2 separate regions of the Homo sapiens genome follow, and region 1 is linked to region 2. The links are chromatin loops, found by intact Hi-C in ENCODE. Cell type or tissue: IMR-90. All regions are shown on one strand. Each heading gives the region's core, and the rest is flanking DNA. Links, peaks and the distances in the headings are about the cores only. Region 1 overlaps ASH1L (ASH1 like histone lysine methyltransferase). Region 2 has its middle 8.1 kb from the start of ASH1L.

Region 1 (8,945 bases), core at 650-8,649, 180 kb after region 2:
GGCAAAAATGTCAAGACTTTGTTTAGCATTTGGATAGTAGTACCTTCCAGGACCCTATTATTGAGCTTATCAGATAAGTAAAAAGTACCAAGAAGTCATTCTAAGTTCCTCCCATTTTTTTCTGTCCCTTATCCAGTTCATCTCAAGTTCTGTTGTGTTTCTATCCCTGAAATATATCCTACTCCTCTCCAAATCTCATTGCTATCTCTCAAGTCTGTGACAGTAGTATCTTTTCTTCAGGCTGCTGCAATAGCCATCTAACAGATCTATTTCCAGTTGTGTTTCCATGTGGCCCAGCCTCCATTCAGTAAAAACAGAAATTATTTTTTAACTTAACCCAGATCATACTTAAAAGCTTTGCATGGCTTACCATCAGATTAAAATGCAAACTTCTTGACTTGAATGATCTGGTTCCTGATTACCCCATCTCTCTCCTTTTATTCATTCCCATCTCAACCTTATTCACTATATTGTGTCATACTGGCCTTCTTTCAGTTTTTAGAACATAGCAAGCTTTTTCCCACTGGAGGGTCATTATACTTGTTATTCCCATTGCCTGAAAAGCTCTTTTTCAGTCTTCCCATGGTTGGTTTCTGCTCATCTTTTAAGGATGATCTTAATGTTAGTATCAGCTTCAATACGATTTATTTTCTTTAAAATAATTTTCCTGATAGTCTCATCAAAAGAGGCTTCGTCTCTCTTTGTTCTAGATAACATCACTCTCTATATCTATAATTACAATATTTATTTGGCTCCTCCATTAGATTATAATCTCCGGCAGTACAGGATCATTGTCTTTCTTACTCTCCCTGGATTTCCCAGCACCTGGTACATAATAGAAGTTTATCAAATATTTGCCGTACAAATGAAAGAAAAGGAGAAGGCTGGGTGCGGTGGCTCACACCTGTAACCCCAGCAGTTTGGGAGACCTAGGCAGGTGGATCACGAGGTCACGAGATTGAGACTATCCTGACTAACAGTGAAACCCTGTCTCTACTAAAAATATAAAAAATTAGCTGGGCATGGTGGCAGGCACCTGTAGTCCCAGCTACTTGGGAGGCTGAGGCAGGAGAATGGCGTGAACCCAGGAGGCGGAGTGTGCAGTGAGCCGAGATTGCACCACTGCACTCCAGCCTGGACGACAGAGTGAGACTCAGTCTCAAAAAAAAAAAAAAGAAAAGAAATAAGGATAAAATATTGAATGTAAATGTCAGGTTTTCTTCATATATTCAGTTTGTTTAAACAAAATTGCTTTAAAGGGGTTCATTAAACACATAGTATGAAACCAGGAACACCTTAATTGTATACTTGATGTTGATCCTATGTCTTGTAGTGTTTTCTTCAACTATGATTCTCTTAACTCTCTTGACTGTGGAGCTCTTGTTTATATTCTGATTAACTAATCTCCTTTTCTCCCTGAGAGAGTTCAGTACCAGCAGAGTTTTTTAATCAGCAGACATAAACAAGTTCTTCAGTAAAGATTAGTTTGCTTGAATTATTCTGTATTGGGTGGCTGGAGACAGATTTAACTACAACATGAAGTTACAAGGTTTAATTCTCAGCTACATAAACTTTACGTGTGCTTACTTAATGAAGGTAAGAGTAAGTTCCTTATTCTCTAGGATTAGTGCCAAAGCTCTTTTGAAAGAGTCTTTTGTATTTACTAGTGAGATCATAGCAGCGGAAGCAGGCTCTCAGCAAATTTAAAATCTGCTAATGATAAATAGGCTTTGAAAATAAGAACAAGGCTGGACGCGGTGGCTCACACTTGTAATCCCAGCACTTTGGGAGGCTGAGGTGGGCGGATCCCTTGAATCCAGGAGTTCAAGATCACCCCATTGCACTCCGGCATGGGTGACAAGAGTGAGACTCCATCTCAAAAAAAAAAAAAGACGAGGAATTCTACTTTTGGTATTGAAAGAGTAGATTACATCAGGCTAACCCTCCCGGGAATAACAATTATCCACCTGTAATCCCAGCACTTTGGGAGGCCGAGGCAGGTGGATCACCTGAGGTCAGGAGTTCAAGACCAGCCTGGCCAACATGGTGAAACCCCATCTGCACTAAAAATACAAAAATTAGCTGGACATAATGGTGTGTGCCTGTAGTCCCAGCTCCTCAAGAGGCTGAGGCACGAGAATCACTTGAACCTGGGAGGCAGAGGTTGCAGAGAGCCGAGATCATGCTACTATACTCCAGCCTGGGCAACAGAGCAAGACTCTCAAAAAAATAAATAAATAAATAAGAAAAAAATGCATCAACTGGACAAATTTAAAACATAGTAATCCTAAGTCACTGGAGAGCAACCAAAAGCAGGCACAAACTGAAGAAAAATCAATAATTAGAAGAGGAGAAGCACACTGGTTGCATTTCCCGCTTGTATAGCTCTTTTTATCTGTGGCCAGGTCCCAGTTAGCAGTACAAGTAAGCACTTAGAAACCTTGAATCTTACTGATTATTTAAGGGCCATGTTTCAGGACAGCTACAGCAGCAGGAAAGTGAGGGATAAAATGCTAATAGGGGAAACTGCAAATTTTGCATATAAACTCAAGCCACTTATCTAGGTAACTGACCCCCTAAACTATGTATATGCAGCCAGAATCCAGTATAGTTAGTTGAGACTAAAGATACTAAGTAGGGATTTCAGCTGCTGCCTACCCCACGGAAGAGAGTGTTACAGATTTTGGTTAACCCACAGTAACTGGTTGCTCTAATGCAAAGAAAAACTTATTTTCTTTTATTTCTTTCTTATTTTTTTATTTTTATTTCTATTTTTTTGAGATGGAATCTCATTGTGTTGTTGAGGCTCAAGTGCAGTAGTGCAATCTTGGCTCACTGCAGCCTCTACCTCCTAGGCTCAAGTGATTCTCCCACTTCAGCCTCCCAAGTAGCTGGGACCACAGGCATGCACTACCACACTTGGCTAATTTTTTGTACTTTTGATAAAGATAGGGTTTCACCATGTTGCTCAGGCTAGTCTCAAACTCTTGAGTTCAAGCAGTTTGCCCACCTCAGCCTCCCAAAGTGCTGGGATTACAGGCATGAGCCACTGTGCCCGGCCGAAACCAGTTATTTTCATAGGATAATAACACAATTGAGAATCTCTGTAACGTATTACTTATAATGTCCATAATTCAATCCAAAATTACTGGACGTTAATAAACATGAAAATATAATTCATATTAAGAGAGAAGGCAGTCAACACTGACAATTTCCAAGGTCATCCAGATGCTGAAAATAGCAGACAAGGATTTTAAAGTCATTGTTATAACTGTGTTCAAGGATGTAAAGGAAAATATGCTTATAATGAACAAGCAGATAAATCTTAAAAATGGAAACATAAAAATTTTAAAATGAACAATAGCAAATGAAAGTCCCAGAACTAAAACATATATGTCTGATTTTAAAACACAAAATGTAGGTTTAATAACAGATTGAAGATGGCAGAAGTGTCAGTTGAACTTGAAAGTATATGAATATAAATTGTCAGCCAGGTGTGATGGTTCACACCTGTAATGCCAGCACTTTGGGAGGCTGAGGCAGGTGGATCACCTGAGGTCAGGAGTTCGAGACCAGCCTGGCCAACATGGCAAAACCCCATCTCTGCCAAAAATACAAAAATTAGCCAGGTGTGGTGGCATGCACTTGTATTCCCAGCTACTCAGGAGGCTGAGGCAGGACAATCGCTTGAACCCAGGAGGCAGAGGTTACAGTGAGCAGAGATTGCGCCACTGTACTCCAGCCTGGGCAACAGAGCAAGACTCCGTCTCAAAAAAAAAAAACACAGGCAGGTGTGGTGGCTCACGCCTATAATCCCAGCACTTTGGGAAGCCAAGGCGGGCAGATCATGAGGTCAGGAGATCGAAACCATCCTGGCTAACACGGTGAAACCACGTCTCTACTAAAAATACAAAAAAATAATTAGCCAGGCGTGGTGGCGGGCGCACGTAGTCCCAGCTACTCAGGAGGCTGAGGCAGGAGAATGGTGTGAACCCGGGAGGTGGAGCTTGCAGTGAGCCGAGATCACGCCACTGCACTCCAGCCTGGGTGACAGAGCGAGACTCCGTCTCAAAAAAAAGAAAGAAAAAAGGGGGGGGGGGGAGAATGATATTAACTACAGATATCTTTAATAAGATAAGGAAATTCCTTTTTAGTTCTGAGAGCTTTCTGCAGAAGTCTTTAGAATTAATTTTGTTCTATAGTTGTTTTTTCTTTTAAAGTCTTTGTCAAGTTTTGTATTAGGCATACACTAGCTTCATTAAATGAGTTGGAAAATTATTTTCCTCCTCTGTTTTCTGGAAGACTGGTATTACTTCTTTCTCAAACATATACCAGACTTCACTAGGGAAGCCATTTAGAACTGAAATTTTTTATGTGAATAATATGGTAAGGTACTCAATTTATTTAAAAGATCTAGACTATTCAGATGTTCATCTTGACTCAGTTTTGATACGTTGTATTTCTAAAGGAATTTGTCCATTTTATCTAAATTATTAAAGATACTGGCATAACATTATTTATAACATTCCCTTATTAGTCTCTTAATGAGTCTAGGACCTATAGTGAGATCAACTTTTTTTATTTTGGATACTGGTAAGCCACCACACCTGGCCTAATATCATTCTTAATGGTGAAATGTTGAATGTTTCCTCCTAAGATTGGGAAGAAGATAGAGTTGTCCACTCTGACTCAGCATTACATGGATGTTCTAGGCAGTGTATTAAGTCAAGAAGATGAGTAAGAGTCATCATAATGATCAGGAAGGAAGAAATGAAACTGTTTCTGTTTATAGATGACATGATTGTTTATATAAAAAAAAAATCCAAAGAGATCCACACCAAAAAAAAAAAAAAAAAGCTACTGGTAGTAGTAGCAGCAAGGTTACTGGAAAATCATCAGTATTAAAAAATCAATTGTATTCTTATAAAACTTAATATACTCTGAACATTTGATGTGGCAGTCATGCTCCTTGGTATTTTCTCAAATAATTTGAAAACATATCTATTGAAAAGAAAAACCTGCATATAGATGTGTGTTTTGTTTTTGTTTTTGTTTTCTTTTGAGATGGAGTCTCGCTCTGTTGCCCAGGCTGGAGTGCAGTGGCGTGATCTTGGCTCTCTGCATTCTCCTCCTCCTGGGTTCAAGCAATTCTTGCACCTCAGCCTCCTGAGTATCTGGGACTGCAGGCATGCGCCACCATGCCCAGCTAATTTTTGTATTTTTAGTAGAGACGGGGTTTCACCATGTTGCCCAGGCTGGTCTCAGACTCCTAACCTTAAGTGATCCACCCACCTCGTCCTTCCAAAGTGCTGGGATTACAGGCATGAGCCACCGCGCCTAGCCTCTTTTTTAAAGTCTTAAATAAACATATATTCAGATAATATAAATATATATCTCCAAGTAAAGGGTTTATTTGGGAATAATATACAATAATTAGGCTTGGCGTGGTGGCTCACACCTGTAATCCCAACACTTTGGGAGGCCGAGGCAGGCAGATCACCTGAGGTCAGAAGTTCGAGACCAGCCTGGCCAACATGGTCTCTACTAAAAATAGAAAAAAATTAGCCAGGAGTGATAGTGGATGCCTGTAATCCCAGTTACTCAGGAGGCTGAGACAGGAGGATCACTTGAACTCAGGAGGTGGAGGTTGCAATGAGCCAGGATCACACCATTGCACTCCAGCCTGCGTGACAGAGCAAGACTCTGTCTCAAAAAAAAAGAATTAGTCCAGGCATGGTGGCTCATGCCTGTAATCCCAGCACTTTGGGAGGCCGAGGAGAGAAGATCGCTTGAGGCCAGGAGTTTGAGACCAACTTAGGCAATGTAGTGAGAACCTCTCTCTATAAAGCAATAACAACATTTGCTGGGTGCGGTGGTACATGCCTACTCAGGAGGCTGAGGCAGGAGGATCACTTGAGCCCAGGAGATCGAGGCTGCAGTGAGTTATGATTGCACCAGCGCACTCCAGCCTGGGTGATGGATCAAGTCCCTGTTTTCTATGAAAAAAAAAAAAAAAAAGAATCGCAATTCAGGACACATAGACCAGGGTAGTCCCTAAGTGTGTCTGAAAAACAAAGAGAAAGGCTGGGGTTGTATTGAGCAAAAGAGGAAGGTTGGAAGAAGGTCAGCCAGGCCCAGTGGCTCAAGCCTATAATCCCAGCACTTTGGGAGGCTGAGGCTGAGGCTGTTGGATTGCTTGAGCTCAGGAATTCGAGACCAGCCTGGACAACATAATGAAAACCCATGTATACAAAAATTTAAAAAGAAAAGAAAAATTTAGCCAGGTATGGTGACATGCACCTGTGGTCCAGCTACTTAGGAGCCTGAGGCAGGAGGATCACCTGAGCCTGGGAGCTTGAGGCTGCAATGAGCTGAGATTGCACCAGTGCACTCCAGCCTGAAAGACAGAGTGAGATCCTGTCTCAAAAACAAAGAAAGAAAAGAAAAAGGTCACTGGTACAGTTGTCATTGGTGAGTGGCAGCAGTTACTATATAAGACATAGTCTTAATTATAGTTAGAGTGAATTTTCTGTTGAAATGCAAAATCAGTTCCTGGATCAGGGACCTTAGTGCCCTCCCCCATGGCCTCCTGACTCCATTTTAGTTGGATATGGTATGAATGATTCCGTTTTGTCTAATCAACTTTCACACCTCTCTCAAACTTACACCAGCAAACACCCACTGGGGAGTGTTTGCTTAAGCAAAAGTTCCTTAAGCTGATAAACAACTTTAGCAAAGTCTCAGGATACAAAATCAATGTACAAAAATCACTAGCATTCCTATACACCAATAACAGTTAAGCCAAGAGCCAAATCATGATTGAACTCTCATTCACAATTGCCACAAAAAGAATAAAATACCTAGGAATACAGCTAACTAGGGAAGCGAAGGATCTCTATAAGGAGAACTACAAACCACTGCTCAAAGAAATCAGCGAAGACACAAATGGAAAAATATTCCATGCTTATGGATTGGAAGAATAAATACCGTTAAAATGGCCATATTGCCCAAAGCAATTTATAGATTCAATGCTATTCCCATTAAACTACCATTGAAATTCTTCATAGAGCTAGAAAAAAACTATTTTAACATTCATATGGAACCAAAAAAGAACCTAAATAGCCAAGGCAATCCTACACACAAAAAAAGAACAAAGCTGAAGGCATCATGCTACCTGACTTCAAACTATACTACAGGGCTACAGTAATCAAAACAGCATGGTACTGATACAAGAGCAGACACATAGACCAGTGAAACAGAATAGAGAACCCAGAAATAAGACTGCACACCTACAACTGCGTGATCTTTAACAAACCTGACAAAAACAAGCAATTGGGTAAGGATTCCCTATTCAGTAAATGGTGCTGGGATAACTGGTTAGCCATATGCAGAAGGTTGAAACTGGACCCCTTCCTTACAGCATATACAAAAACAAAATATGGATTAAAAACTTCAATGTAGGCCAGGCGTGGTGGCTCACGCCTGTAATCCCAGCACTTTGGGAGGCTGAGGCACGTGGATCACTTGAGGCCAGCAGTTCGAGACCAGCCTGATCAACATGGCAAAATCCCATCTCTAACAAAAATGCAAAAATTAGCTGGGTGTGGTGGCACATGCCTATAATCCCAGCTACTTGAGAGGCTGAGGCATGAGAATCACTTGAACCCTGGAGGTGGAGGTTGCATTGAGCTGAGATCGCTGCACTCCAGCCTGGGCAACACAGCAAAACTCTGTCTCAAAAAAAAAAAAAGACTTAATTGTAAAACCCAAAACTATAAAAACCCTGAAAGACAATCTAGGCAGTACCATTCAGGACATAGGCACAGGCAAAGACTTCATGACGATGCCAAAAGCAATTGTAACAAAAGCAAAAATGGACAAATAGTATGAACTTCTGCGCAGCAAAATAAACTATGAACAGAGTAAACAACCTATAAAATGGGAGAAAAATTTTGCAAACTGCTTCTGACAAAGATCTAATATCCAGCATCTATAAGGAACTTAAATATACAAGAAAAAAAACCATTGAGAAGTGGGCAAGGCCTGGTGTGGTGGCTCACGCCTGTCATCCCAGCACTTTGGGAAACCAAGGCAGGCAGATCACTTGAGATCAGGAGTTTGAGACCAGCCTGGCCAACATGGTGAAACCCCGTCTCTACTAAAAAAAAAAAATAGAAAAAATTAGCTGGGCATGGTGGCACGTGCCTGTAATCCCAGCTATTCAGGAGGCTGAGACAGAATTGCTTGAACTCCGGGTGGCAGAGGTTGCAATGAGCTGAGAACATGCCACTCCACTCCAGCCTAGGCAAAAAAGTAAGACTCCGTCTCAAAACAACAATAATAATAAAATTTTTTTAAAGACTCTTGGCCAGGCGCAGTGGCTCACATCTGTAAACCCAGCACTTTGGGAGACCAAGGCAGGCAGATCACCTGAGGTCAGGAGTTTGAGACCATTGGCCAACATGGTGAAACCCTGTCTCTACTTAAAATACAAAAAAATTAGTTGGGCACGGTGGTGGGCTCCTGTAATCCCAGCTACTTGGGAGGCTGAGGCGGGAGAATCGCTTGAACTCAGGAGGCACAGGTTGCAGTGAGCTGAGATTACACCACTGCACTCCAGCCTGGGTGACAAGAGTGAGACTCCATCTCCAAAAAAAAAAAAAATGGGCAAGGGACATGAACAGACACTTCTCAAAAGACATATACGTGGCCAACAATCATATGTCTCTCCCTCCACTGCCATGGTGTCAGAGGAGGTCTAGCCGAGTCAGACTTTTACCAACACCTAGCAGTAACATAACTACCCCACCACAATGTCAGTGGAGACCCCTTGGGAAATTGGAATTCTAACCATTCCCTAGCAGTAATGGGGAGCTTCCCCATCCCCCAACACTCAGGTTTCAGTGGAGGCCTAGTAGGCAACTTGGTCTTTTACTTACAGCTGG
Region 2 (8,912 bases), core at 913-8,912:
CATGAAAAATGCTCAACATTATTAGTCATCTAGAAAATGCAAATAAAAACCACAATGAGATACCACTTCACACCCACTAGGATGGCTCAAATCAAAAGAACTGACAATGATATGTGTTGGACAGGATCTGGAAAAACTGGGATTCTCTCTCTCTCTTTTTTTTTTTGAGGGTCAAAGAACTCATTTATTTTTACTCATAGAAAGTACAAGTATTAGCCTGGCATGGTGGCTCACACCTGTAATCCCAGCACTTTAGGAAGCTGAGGCGAGTGAATCACCCGAGGTCAGGAATTTGAGAGCAGCCTGGTCAACATGGCAAAACTCCGTCTCTACTAAAAATACAAAAATTAGCTGGGCATGGCGGCGCATGCCTGTAATCCCAGCTAATCGGGAGGTTGAGGCAGGAGAATCGCTTGAACCCGGGAGGTGGAGGTTGCAGTGAGCCGAAATAGTGCCACTGCACTCCAACCTGGCAACAGGAGACTCCGTCTCAAAAAAAAAAAAAAAAAAGAAAAAGTTCTAAAATTAGATAGTGGAGGCTGTGCACGGTGGCTCAGGCCTGTAATCCCAGCACTTTCGGAGACCAGGAGTTCGAGACCAGCCTGGGCAACATAGGAAAACCTTATCTCTACTACTAATAAAAAAAATTAGCTGAACATAGTTGCCTGTGCCTGTAGTTCTGGCTGCTCAGGAGGCTGAGGCAGGAGGATCCCTTGAGTCAAGAAGCTAGAGGTTGCAGTGAGCTAGGATTGCACCACTGCACTCCAGCCTGGGTAACAGAGTGAGGTCCTATTTGAAAGCAAGCAAACAAACAAACCAATGTAAACTTACAGATGAGTTGCAAACGTAGTACGAAGAGCTTTCGTACACTCTTCATTCAGCTTTCCTTAATGTTATATATATGTCTATATATATATATACAACTATAGGACAGTTATCAAAATTAAGAAATTAAAGTTGGAACAATACTATTTACTAAACTACAGATTTTATTTGGATTTCCTCAGCTTTTCTGCTATGTCTTTTTCTTTTTTTGAGACAAGGTCTTGCTCTGTCACCTAGGCTGCAGTGTGATGACGTGATCTTGGCTCATTGTAATCTCCACCTCAATCCTTGGACTTCAGCCTCTCAAGTAGCTTGGACTACAGGCATATGCCACTACACTTGGCTAATTTTTGTGTTTTTTGTTGAGATGGGGTTTCACCATGTTGTCCAGGCTGGTCTTCAACTCCTGGGCTCAAGCGATATGCCTGCCTCTGCCTCCTAAAAGTGCTGGGATTACAGGCGTGAGCCACTGCACCCAGCCTAATGTCTTCTTTTTGTTATAAGATCCAACAGAAGATTCCACATCTGAAGATCTTTTTGTTTTTTAAAATCTGTCACCAACATATTACCCACCCTTTAAAAATTTTGCAAAAGGTATAAATTTGAAAAATATATCCACATCGATCTCATTCAAGTCATTGATACAACTATTTAACAGGATACGATTGCCTAGCATAGCCTGGGTACAGTTTGTAATTTTTTTTTTTTTTTTTTTGTGAGATGGAGTTTTGCTTTTGTCACCCAGGCTGGAGTGCAATAGCGTGATCTCGGCTCACTGTAACCTCTGTCTCCTGGTTTCAAGCAAGTCTCCTGCCTCAGCATCCCTAGTAGCTGGGATTACAGGCACCTGCCACCACGCCCAGCTAATTTTTGTATTTTTAGTAGAGTCAGGGTTTCACCATGTTGGCCAGGCTGGTCTCAAACTCCTGACCTTAGGTGATCAGCCAGTTTCACCATCCCAAAGTGCTGGGATTACAGGCGTGAGCCACTGCGCCTGGTCAGTTCGTATTTTTTTTTTCCGTAGGGACAGGGTTTCGCCATGTGGTCCAGGCTAGTTTCAAACTCCTGAGCTCAAGCGATCTGTCTACCTTGGCCTCTCAACTGCTGGCATTACAGGCGTGTGCCACCATTCCCAGCTAATTTTTCTATCTTTTTTGTAGAGAAAGGATCTCATTATGTTGCCCAGGTTGCTCTCAAACTCTTGGGCTCAAGCGATCCACCTGCCTTGGCCTCTCAAAGTGCTGGGATTATAGATGTGAGCCACTGTCTGGCCCACTTGGGTATAGTTTAAAAATTCTGATACCCAGAGTGTGCCTCAGATCAATTAAATCAGCCTCTGATAGTGACCCAGGCATCAATATTTTTAAAGCTCCCCAGCTTATTCCAATGTGCAGCCAAGAGTGATAACCACTGCCTGTATGTCCATGGTTAAGGGAACTTCAACCCATTTTGCTAACATGTAGCCTTTGGGTATGGTTATTCAACCAATTAAACATTCAGTATACATTTCTCCAAAAAGCCACTGTGCGAGATTATCAAATGCCTAACTTTAATGAGGACATACCAATAATGGAATTTGATCTACCATTCTAAGAATTCTTTTTTTTGACTGGCGCAGTGGCTCACACCTGTCATCTGAGCACTTTGGGAGGCCAGGGCGGGTGGATCGCCTGAGGTCGGGAGTTCGAGACCAGCCTGACCAACATGGAGAAACCCCATCTCTACTAAAAATACAAAATTAGCCAGACGTGGTGGCGCATGCCTGCAAACCCAGTTACTTGGGAGGCTGAGGTGGGAGAATCGCTTGAACCCAGGAGGCGGAGGTTGCAGCAAACCGAGATCATGCCATTGCACTCCAGCCTGGGCAACAAGAGCGAAACTCCATCTCAAAAAAAAGAAAAAAAAATTCTCCATCTCCCGGGTTCAAGCAATTCTCTGCCTCAGCCTCCCGAGTAGCTTGGGATTACAGGTGCCCGAAACCATGGCTGGTTAAGTTTTGTATTTTTAGTAGAGACGGGGTTTCACCATCTTGGCCAGGATGGTCTTGAACTCCTGACTTCGTGATCCACCAGCCTGTCCTCTCAAAGTGCTGGGATTACAGGCGTGAGCCACCGCACCCGGCCATTCCAGGAATTCTAACAAGAAGGATATATTTGTCTGTCATGACTTTCTTTTGTACTAAACCCAGACTGATTCCTCATGATCAGTAATTCTTTCTCTAAATTAGTAGTTCTCTACCAGGGGGATTTTGTCCCCTCCCCCAACATTTGACAATGAATGTTTGGAGGCATTTTGGTTGTCACAGCTGAGGGAGGGAAGGGAGGATGCTATTGGCATCGAGTGAGTAGAGGCCAGGTATGTTGCTAAAGTCTACAATGCACAGGGAGTCCCCCACAACAAAGAATGATCCATCCCCAAATGTCAACAGTGTTGAGGTTGAGATTGTCCTAAATCCCAAGTCCCATAGGAAAAGTTTGGCTCACAAAGACTAATTTCTTTTTTTTTTTTTTTTTGAGACAAGAGTCTCACTCTGTCGCCCAGGCTGCAGTGCAGTGGCGCAATCTTGGCTCACTGCAACCTCCGCCTCCTGGGTTCAAATGATTCTCCTGCCTCAGCCTCCCAAGAAGCTGGGATTATAGGTGTCTGCCACCACATCCGACTAATTTTTGTATTTTTAGTAGAGATGAGGTTTCACCATGTTGGCCAGGCTGACCTCCTGACCTCAAGTGATCTGCCCTCCTCGGCCTCCCAAAGTGCTGGGATTACAGGCGTAAGCCACCATGCCAAGCCACAAAGAGTAATTTCATTGTTTTCATAATTTCAGAGAGAAAAAGCAGAATTCCTTATGCTGTATTTTCTCATCTTAATAATATCTATCTCCCCAGGTTTGGATTCCTAGAGCAATGTTAGAGCTATAAAAGTAAAAGAGTTCTGAAATTTACTGATTATCACAAACTTCAACAGTGCTAACTTCTCCAAGCTCTAAGGTTTTTGTTTGAGATAGGGTCTCCTGCAGTCTCCAAGGCTTGAGTGCAGTGGTATCATCGCTCACTGCAGTCTTGAACTCCTGGGCTCAAGTGATCCTCTCCCTTCAGCCTCCTGAGGAGCTTGGACTACAGCAGGGGTGTCCAATCTTGGCTTTCCTGGGCCACGTCGAAAGAATTGTCTTGAGCCACACATAAAACACACCAACACTAACAACAGCTGATGAGCTAAAATAGCAACAACAACAATGAAATCACAGAAAAAAAAGGCTCTTAATGTTTTAAGAAAGTTTATCAATTTGTGTTGGGCCCTATTCAAAGCCGTCCTGGGTTGTATGCAGCCCATGGGCCACAGGTTCGACAAGCTTGGACTATAGGCATGTACCACCATGACTGGCTAATTTTTACTTTTTTATAGAGATGGGGCTATGTTGCCAGGCTGGTCTTCAGCTCCTGGCCTGAAGCAATTCTCCCACTTTGGCCTCCCATAAAGTGCTGGGATTATACATGTGAGCATTGTGTCCGGCCAACCTCAGTCTTGTAGCTATAGGTGTTTTTGCTAGAAATAATGCATGTGGTTTACAATTCTGATAACAGTGCAAGTGATGATACAATATACACTTTTTAAAGCTCCCCAGCTTTTAAAGCTGCATTAGCTCTTCTGCAATGAAGAAAGCAAGAAGGAAGGAAATACAGTAGTCCACCCTTATCCTCGGGAGATCCCACTGCAGGATTCCCAGGGGATGCCTGAAACCATACAGAGTACTGATCACTAAATAAATAAACACACACACAAACACACACACACAGTTTTTTCCTATAGGTATATACCTATAATCAAGTTTAATTTATAAATCTGGCACAGTAACAAATGAACAGCAATAACCAATAAGAAAACGGAACAATATACCATACAAAAGTTATGTGAACATGGTCTCGCTCATTCTCAAAATATCTCATAGTACCGTGCTCACCCTTCTTGTGTTGAAGTGAGATGATAAAACGCTTATAAGATAAGATAAAGTGAATGACTTAGGAATTCTGATGTAGCTAATATCAACCTTCTGACTATACCTAAGAAGGGGGATCATCTTAGGGTGATCCTGAATCACTGAGTCATGCTGATGTCCACAGATGGATGTCAAAAGCCGATGATGTCAATGACTGACCAATGGGAGCACGTACAGCGTGGTTATGTTGATTCATATCCAGGACAGGGTGGTGCAAAATTTCATCACGTTACTCAGAACAGTGGACAATTTAAAACTTAAACTACTATGGAAGGGACTATGACTGCTTCTTAGGGTAGCAGATATTCTAGATACTCTTCAGCAAAATGGACTCCACACTGTATCTGATAGGTTTCAAAAGACTTCAAAAAAGGCATGTTAGTGTACACACATGACTGGGATTAACATTCTAGAATTTTAGGACTCAATGGTACACCACTGAGGTATTGAAATGAATTCAACTGTAAATTTAGATTATGGTTCTGAGGTGGAGATGCATAAAAATGAAAACTTAAAACAAATACCAACACAATTGGGTATTTCTGGGTACTAACGTTCCAGGTAATTATCTTTCTCGACTTTCATTTCTAATGTTAATAGTTAGCAATATCAATAATATTGTTTATAAAAGAAATACTGTCCAAACTTTATTAAGGTGCTCATGTTAACACTTAAGGTTTCAGATTTTCAAACTTGGGATGTTCAAACAGTAGGTATAATACAAATATTCCAAAATCCAACAAAATCTCAAATCCACAACATTTCTGTTCCCAAACATTTTCGTAAAAAAAACCTAAAAAAACAAAAAAACCAAAAAAAACAACTGGCCGGGTGCAGTGGATCATGCTTGTAATCTCAGCACTTTGGGAGATTGAGGAGGGTAGATCACAAGGCCAGGAGTTTGAGAACAGCCTGGCCAACATAGTGAAATCCTGTCTGTACTAAAAATACAAAAAATTAGTCAGGCGTGGTGGCGGGCACCTGTAATCCCAGCTACTCGGGAGGCTGCGGCAGTAGAATTGCTTGAACCCGGGAGGGGGAGGTTGCAGTGAGCTGAGATTGCGCCATTGCACTCCAGCCTGGGTGACAGTGCGAGAATCTGTCTCAAAAAAAAAAAAAAAAAAAAAGACCGGGCGCAGTGGCTCACGCCTGTAATCCCAGCACTTTGGGAGGCCGAGATGGGCGGATCATGAGGTCAGGAGATCGAGACCACCCTGGCTAACATGGTGAAACCCTGTCTCCACTAAAAATACAAAAAATTAGCTGGGCGTGGTGGCGGGCGCCTGTAGTCCCAGCTACTCAGGAGGCTGAGGCAGGAGAATGGCTTCAACCCGGGAGGTGGAACTTGCAGTGAGCTGAGATCGCGCTACTGCACTCCAGCCTGGGTGACAGTGCAAGACTCTGTTTCAAAATATAAATAAATAAATAAATAAAAATAAAAAACCCTTGGGAGGCCGAGGCAGGTGGAACATTTGAGGTCAGGAGTTCAAGACCAGCCTGACCAACATGCTGAAACCCCGGCTCTACTAAAATACAAAACTTAGCTGGGTATGGTGGTGGGTGCCTGGAATCTCAGCTACTCAGGAGGCTGAGGCAGGAGGAGAATCACTTGAACCCGGGAGATGCAGGTTGCAGTGAGCCAAGACTGCACCACTGCATTCTAGCCTGGGCAACACAGTGAGACTCCTTCTCAAAAAAAAAAAAGAAAAAGAAAAAGAAAAAGAAAAAGAAAAAAAGGCCGGGGGCAGTAGCTCAAATCTCAAATTCAAAACATTTTTGTTCCCAAACATTTTCGTAAACAAAACAAAACAAAACAAAAAAACTGGCTGGGTGCAGTGGATCATGCCTGTAATCCCAGCACTTTGGGAGACTGAGGCGGGTGGATCACAAGGTCAGGAGTTTGAGACCAGCCTGGCCAACATAGTGAAATCCTGTCTCTACTAAAAACACAAAAAATTAGTCAGGTGTGGTGGCGAGCATCTGTAATCCCAGCTACTCAGGAGGCTGAAGCAGGAGAATCACTTGAATCCGGGAGGCGGAAGTTGCAGTGAGCTGAGATCACACCACTGCACTCCAGCCTGGGCAACAGAGTGAGACCGCATCTCAAAAAACAAACAAAAAAAACTCAACCTGTACCCAAACAAAAATCTCAAATTTCTTCCGTCTTAAATAAAAATTTTTTTTGGCTGGGCGCGGTGGCTCATGCCTGTAATCTCAGCACTCTGGGAAGCTGAAGTGGGTGGATCACAAGGTCAGGAGTTCAAGACCAGCCTGGCCAAGATGGTAAAACCCCATCTCTACTAAAACTACGAAAATTAGCTGGGCACAGTGGCGGGCACCTGTAATCCCAGCTACTTGGGAGGATGAGGCAGGAGAACCGCTTGAACCCAAGAGGCGGAGGTTGCAGTGAGCCCAGATCGTGACACTGCACTCCAGCCTGGGCAATAGAGTGAGACTCCGTCTCAAAAAAAATAAAATAAAATAAAATAAAATAAAATAAAATAAATAATTTTTTTTTTTGTTCAGACAGGGTTTCGCTCTTGTTGCCCAGGCAGGAGTGTAATGGTGCAATCTCCGCTCACTGCAACCTCTACCTGCTGGGTTCAAGTGATGCTCCTGCCTCAGCCTCCCAAAGTAGGTGGGATTACACGCGCCCACCACCATGCCCAGCTGATTTTTTTGTATTTTTAGTTGAGACGGGGTTTCATCATGTTGGCCAGGCTGGTCTCGAACTTCTGGCATCAGGTGATCCACCTGCCTTGGCCTCCCAAAGTGTGGGGTTACAGGCATGAGCCACCACGCCCAGCCAATATTTTTAATGGCTCTTGGCGAGGCACAGTGGCTCATGCCTAAATCCCAGGAACTTGGGAGGCCAAGACGGGTGGATCACCTAAGGCCAGGAGTTCAAGACCAGCCTGGCCAACATGGCGAAACGCTGTCTCTATTAAAAATACAAAAATTAGGCCGGGCGCGGTGGCTCACGCCTGTAATCCCAGCACTTTGGGAGGCCGAGGCGGGCGGATCACGAGGTCAGGAGATCGAGACCACGGTGAAACCCCGTCTCTACTAAAAATACAAAAAAATTAGCCGGGCGCAGTGGCGGGCGCCTGTAGTCCCAGCTACTCGGGAGGCTGAGGCAGGAGAATGGCGTGAACCCGTTAGGCGGAGCTTGCAGTGAGCGGAGATCGCGCCACAGCACTCCCGCCTGGGCGACAGAACGAGACTCCGTCTCAAAAAAAAAAAAAAAAAAAAATTACAAAAATTAGCCAAATTAGACAGGCGTGGTGACACACACCTGTAGTCCTAGCTACTCAGGAGGCTGAGGCGGGAGAATCACTTGAACCCGGGAGGCAGAGGTTGCAGTGAGTTGAGATTGCTCCACTGCTCTGCAACCTGGGTGACAGAGCAAGACTCTGTGGGGAAAAAAAAAAAACCAACTCTTATGATTACATAGCATTTACCATAACTCGTCAAATGTAAAGTCAACCCTGACCATACTTCAGTAAATTTTATCTTAGAAAAAACAAGTTCCTGCCCAACAGTAGTCCCGGCTACCGAGGAGGCTGAGGCAGCGGTAGGATCCCTTGAGCATGGGAGCTAGTCTGCAGCCTAGGCAACATAGTAAGAGCAGGTTAATATTTTAACCTGGCCGGGTGTGGTGGCTCACACCTGTAATCCCAGCACTTTGGGAGGCCGAGACGGGCGGATCACCTGAGGTCGGGAGTTCAAGAGCAGCCTGACAAACATGGAGAAACCCCATCTCTACTAAAAATACAAAATTAGCCAGGCGTGGTGGCACATGCTTGTAATCCTAGCTGCTTGGGAAGCTGAGGCAGGAGAATTGCTTGAACCCGGGAGGCGGAGGTTGCAGTAAGCCGAGATCACGCCATTGCACTCCAGCCTGGGTAACAAGAGTGAAACTCTGTCTCAAGAATAAAAAAAAAAAAATTAACTTTATTTTGTTTTACATTTTAGAGACAGAGTTTCACTCTCTTGCCCAGGCTGGAGTGCAGTGGTGTGTGATCATGGCTCACGGTAGCCTCAAACTCCTGGACATGCCACCATGGCCTGGCTAATTTTTCTTATTTTTTGT

Evidence for each region. A loop is a pair of places that touch in the nucleus more often than their neighbours do. Peaks named below come from ENCODE experiments on the same cell type or tissue, not always from the same donor. Only the 100,000 strongest peaks of a DNase experiment are listed, where the experiment ranks them.
Region 1: it touches region 2 in a loop (2.0-fold over the local background); 4 of 110 quality-filtered maps call a loop at or near these places.

The regions. Positions count from the first base shown.
Region 1 is chr1:155,385,789-155,394,733 of GRCh38, reverse strand. The region is part of intron 7 of ASH1L (ASH1 like histone lysine methyltransferase); the gene reads left to right. Among named protein-coding and RNA genes, the nearest start is that of MIR555, 44 kb to the right of the region's middle. RefSeq lists a silencer at 29-229. In IMR-90, for the core only: no CTCF peak of the experiment used is centred there; a DNase peak (open chromatin) is centred at 4,713.
Region 2 is chr1:155,566,469-155,575,380 of GRCh38, reverse strand. It overlaps a transcript of MSTO1 not described here and the pseudogene LOC101929703. Among named protein-coding and RNA genes, the nearest start is that of ASH1L, 8.1 kb to the right of the region's middle. In IMR-90, for the core only: no CTCF peak of the experiment used is centred there; a DNase peak (open chromatin) is centred at 4,960.